Linked DNA regions of Homo sapiens: region 1 is linked to region 2. Evidence: read pairs that join two places in POLR2A ChIA-PET (ENCODE). Cell type or tissue: A673. All regions are shown on one strand. Region 1 overlaps KDM2A (lysine demethylase 2A). Region 2 overlaps SYT12 (synaptotagmin 12).

Evidence for each region. ChIA-PET counts read pairs that join two places held together with the same protein. Peaks named below come from ENCODE experiments on the same cell type or tissue, not always from the same donor. Only the 100,000 strongest peaks of a DNase experiment are listed, where the experiment ranks them.
Region 1: POLR2A ChIA-PET joins it to region 2 with 11 read pairs; 6 of 35 experiments call an interaction of 5 or more read pairs at or near these places.

Annotation. Positions count from the first base shown.
Region 1 is chr11:67,194,659-67,197,158 of GRCh38, forward strand. All of the region lies in intron 5 of KDM2A (lysine demethylase 2A), which reads left to right. Among named protein-coding and RNA genes, the nearest start is that of GRK2, 71 kb to the right of the region's middle. In A673, a CTCF peak has its summit at 1,627; a DNase peak (open chromatin) is centred at 1,463; H3K27ac peaks cover 1,805 bases.
Region 2 is chr11:67,032,669-67,035,168 of GRCh38, forward strand. SYT12 (synaptotagmin 12) reads left to right here. Exons shown (of 8, transcript NM_177963.4): 3 at 1,977-2,170. Among named protein-coding and RNA genes, the nearest start is that of SYT12, 11 kb to the left of the region's middle. RefSeq lists an enhancer at 1-419. In A673, no CTCF peak of the experiment used is centred here; a DNase peak (open chromatin) is centred at 1,353; H3K27ac peaks cover 853 bases.

The sequences.
Region 1 (2,500 bases), 160 kb after region 2:
TTACCTGCCTCTAATAAAAATGTAGGTGGTATTAAACCACAAGCTAGACCATCAGGAAGGAGGTACAAGGATAGATCCACAACCTGCTCTTGGCCTTTATCTCAGCAAGCTACCTGGCTTCTGTACTCCTACTTTGATTCACCTGCTGTTGCAGCAGGGTTTTAGGAGGATCCTATTTGTGTATCTAAGATTCAACATTCATGAAGGAGCAGAAATACTTGGATTTGCCTCTTAGCTCTTGGAGCTGGAGAGTGGATGACTTCCTGCAAGGCACGATTTTTGGATTGGCTTCTCAATTATTACAGGAATCCTCAACTTTTAGAATTGCCAGCCTATTCATCTGATCTTGAAAGTGTACAAACTTACCTTCAAACAGTGTAGAATATATGCAATTCTGGACCTAGACAGAGGCAATAACCTAAAGACATTTGCAGCTCATTTCTTGTCAGAACCCATTGAGAATAGTGGTATTGATGGAAGACTGTCAAGCCCATCCAGTTCTCTAGTCTAAATAGTCTCAGTTTATCCATGACTTGAGCCATCTAAAAGTTGCATAACAAATTAGCCGGGCGTGGTGGCGCATGCCTATAGTCCCAGCTACCCGAGAGGCTAAGGCAGGAGAATCACTTGAACCCAGAAGGCGAAGGCTGCAGTGAGCCGAGATCGCACCACTGCACTCCAGCCTGGGTGATCGAGTGAGACTCCGTCTCCAAAAAAAAAAAAAAAAAAAAAAAAAGTTGAATAACATTAATACAGCAATATTCTTCAAGGTGGTTGGATTGCTGGTGATTTTTATTTTCTTTTTAAACTCTTCTATTTTCCAAATTTTATGCCATGGGACTGTGTTCTAAACTGTCCAGTATGAAGAAAACAAAGAGCTCTGTTACTATAAAGAAAATGGTTTTCAGGTCTCTATTCAGTGGCTCTGGTGTAATAGAGCTGTATCAAGTCTTTCTTTGCAAAACTCTTTATTTCCTTTTATTTTTATTAGTTGTTCATGCTCTATGCAGTCTGTATAACCTTGGGTTTTAAATTCTTCAAGCAAATTGCAGTTTTCTGTTAGAACTTTAGTTATATTGTACTTATATTCAGTAAAGAAAATACTTAACATAAGCCAACAATTGTCAGCTTGTCCTAATTTAGTTAGAATTGTTAATATTGCCTGTGTATTTACCCAGTTCAAAGCTGGTTCCGTTGCCAGTATTTTATTTTCTATTTTATAACCAGTTCTCAATAGGCTCCAATAAGGAATAATTTTTCTACCACTTACAGCAACTTTCTTTGCCAAATCCACAATATCTTCTATCAACTCAAGATGTTGTGATTTCTTCAAACTTATCTCAGAACCACAAGAATTGCTAAATTTCTCTCACTTAGATGTAATCTTTTTATTGCGTACCCACCCCATCCCAGTTAAGCTGAGTCACACGAACATAATTGTCGGTCATAAATTGAGGAGCAACGACATAGTCACCCATATTAGGGCAATTTTCTAACAAGACATAATCCACTACAGTGAAACTTTCTTTGGCAAAATCATCCATGGTGCACGAGCAGGGGCTTGCAGCCCATGAGCCTCAGATGCAGGCTACCACTGCTGCCACCTCCAGTTCTTCATGTCAGCCAGATGGCAGGAGGGAGCAAGTGGGCCTATTACAGTTTTAAGAGATGAGGTCTCACTGTGTTGCCCAAGCTGGCCTTGAAATCCTGGACTCAAGCGATCTTCCTGCTTTAACCTCTTGCATAGCTGGGACTGCAAGCATGAGCCACAGTGCTTGGCTGAATGATAATTCATAGTAGCTAAAATGTAGCAACCTAAATGTCCATCAGCAGTGAATACTTTAGCATAATGTGCTATTTCCATTCACTGGATTATTATTTAGCCTTAAAAAGGAAGGAAATTCTGATATATACTACACATTACATGAATCCTAAGGACTTATGCTAAGTGAAATAACCCAGCCACAAAAATATAAATACTGTGTAATTCCACTGACATGAAGTATATAGAGTAACCAAAATCATGGAGACAAAATAGAATAGTGGTTACTGGGAAGAAGGGCAATGGGGACTTAAAACGGCCATAGTTTCAGTTTTATAAGATGAACAGAGTTATGGAGATGGATGGTGGTAATGGTTGCACAACATTGTGAATATATTTAATAACACTGAACTGTGCTCCTAAAAATGGTTAAGATAGAACATTTTATGTTTTTTGTATTTTACTACCATTTTTTACAAGTTGAAAAAAAAATAGACTCCTGGATATAGTATTCAAATTTCTGAGCTATGCAAATATGTAAGATCTTATTCAGTCATCAGTCTTCGGTTTTCTTCCCACTTCCTTACCACTTTTCCTTTCCTCGGTAATCTTCTTACTGCTAATAATGATCTTTGGAAGCCCTTTGTAACCTTGTATTTTCTAAATAAACCCAAGGGTGAACACAAATAACTTTGCTGTGATTTAAAATAAAATAGCAATTATATCTAACCTAACAGA
Region 2 (2,500 bases):
CAAGGCGAGTGGATCACCTGAGGTCAGGAGTTTGAGACCAGCCTGGCCAATATGGTGGAACCCCATCTCTACTAGAAATACAAAAAATTAGCTGGGCATGGTGGTGGACGCCTGTAATTCCAGCTACTCGGGAGGCTGAGGCAGGAGAATCGCTTGAACCGGGGAGGCAGAGGTTGCAGTGAGCCGAAATCGTGCCATTGCACTCCAGCCTGGGCAACAAGAGTGAAACTCCATCTCAAAAAAAAAAAAAAAAAGAAAAAGAAAGAAAAGAAAAGAAAGTAGAGCCTTACAGGGTGCTCAGTGCTGGGAGGGCGTCAGGGCTGGAGGCCAGTGAGTCAGTGCTGTGGACTCTGGCCAAAGGCAGCTCAGCAGACAGCAGGGCAGGCTAGAGGGGCTGCCCCACTGTGTGATCCATTCCTGTGTGGCCGGGCTTCAGGGCAGCAGTGATGAGGAACTCCTCTAGCCCCGGGTCCCCTCCCTCCCTCCCCCGGCCACTCTGCCCACTCTGGGCTTTTTATACCCCTCTATTCTTCCCGCTCTTGACTTCCAGCTCCTGTTGCCGTGGCCTGGCACACTTCTTGCCCCTCCTCATATCTCAGCTTACATGTCCCTCTTCCAGGAGGCCTTCCTGGGCTGCTCCCATTCCCAGTACCCTGATCTGTCTATTTATTTGCCTGCCCCACCCCACCCCCTAGACTGCCAGCTACTTAAGGACAGGGACTTGGCCTGGGGCTGACTCAACCCTGGCTACCCATGCCCATAGGCTGCTGGCACACCAGGATGGGTGCTCAATGGATGTGCAGTGATCAATCTCATGCCCTGAGGTGCTCTTCGCACCTCTCCCCACCTTGCTTCCAGGGAACTGTGCGGGGTCGAGGCCGGGTGGGGCAGTGGTTACCCCACTTGCTTTGGGGTCTGGCTGCTAGAGTTGGGGTCCCAGCACCACCCCTTCTGGGCTCTGTGACCTTGGGCAAGTTCTTTAGCCTTTCTGTGCCTCAGTTTCCTCACTTGAATTGAGACAGACGCAGTACTAAGAGCAGTTTAGAGAACTGTATTTGCCAGCACTGTGACCTGCACAATGAATCCCAGTGTCTCCTTGGCTTCCTTTGGGGAAGCAGAGCCAGGTTTCCTGGGAGAGGGAGGCAAAACCTTGGAACGTGTATGGTCCTGCTGCGTGCCAAGCGCGGTGCTGGGGAGGACTCGCCTGCCACAGTTGAGGAGGTTGTTAATTTCCGTTTTCGGGGGCAGCAAGGCTCAGAGAGAGAAGGTTATTGACTCATCAGCAGAGCAAAAGCCTCTGAGCATCTGGATTTGTCTCCAAGCCCTGCACAGCCTGCAGCCACCTCTCACTTGTGGCTGAGTTGTTTGTTTTGGTAAGAGATTCACAGAGAGAAAAGATTCACATACCAAGCAATTTACCCACTTAAAGTGTACAATTTAATGGTTTTTAGTATATTGTGCAACCAACCACACAATCTATTTTTAGAATATTTTCATCATCCCCCAAAGAAACCCTATTTCTCCCAACTTTCCAGCCCCTGACAGTCACTAATCTACTGTATAGACTGGTGTCAATTCTGTCTACATAGATTTGCCTTTTCTGGATATTATGTACACAGGCTGATCATCCTAAATCCAAAAATCCAAATCCAAAATCTGAAATATTTTGCGGGCCGACATGATGCTGAAAGAAATGTCTATTGGAGCATTTTGGATTTCAGATTTTTGGATTAGGAATGCTCAGACTATAAGTGTAATGTAAATATCCCCAAATCAGAAAAAATCTGAAACCCAAAACACTTCTGGTCCCAAGCAACACAGGAAAGTGTATGTCTTGTTCGACATGGGATCTCCAGCACCTAGCACATAGTAGGCATTCAATAAATATCCATTCAATGTAGAAGTCGGTGCTGCTCCCCGGGTGGGGGTCTGTATCCACTAGGAAGCCCTAATGAGAGGCTGCCCTTGCCTTGCAGTCATCAAGAGCCCCCCTGGCTGGGAGGTGGGTGTCTATGCTGCAGGGGCCCTGGCCCTGCTGGGAATCGCAGCTGTGAGCCTGTGGAAGCTCTGGACGTCGGGGAGCTTCCCCAGCCCCTCTCCGTTCCCCAATTACGACTACAGGTACCTTCAGCAGAAGTACGGCGAGAGCTGCGCAGAGGCCAGGGAGAAGGTGAGGCTTCTGCTCCTGCAGGTGCACAGCGAGTGCAACCCCATGCCCCTACCATCCACTCAGATCAGTCTTCAGCCCCTCTCCCTCCGTCACCACCTCCTCCTGGTTAATGTCCTCCTTTGAAAGGGGAGTAGACCTCCCTCTTCCCCTTTCACATCTTCAACTTTTTTTTTTTTTTTTTTTTTTTTGAGATAGAGTTTCCCTCTTGTTGCCCAGGCTGGAGTGCAATGGCATGATCTGGGCTCACTGCAACCTCTGCCTCCTGGGTTCAAGCGATTATCCTGCTTCAGCTTCCCAAGTAGCTGGGATTATAAGCGTGCACCACCATGC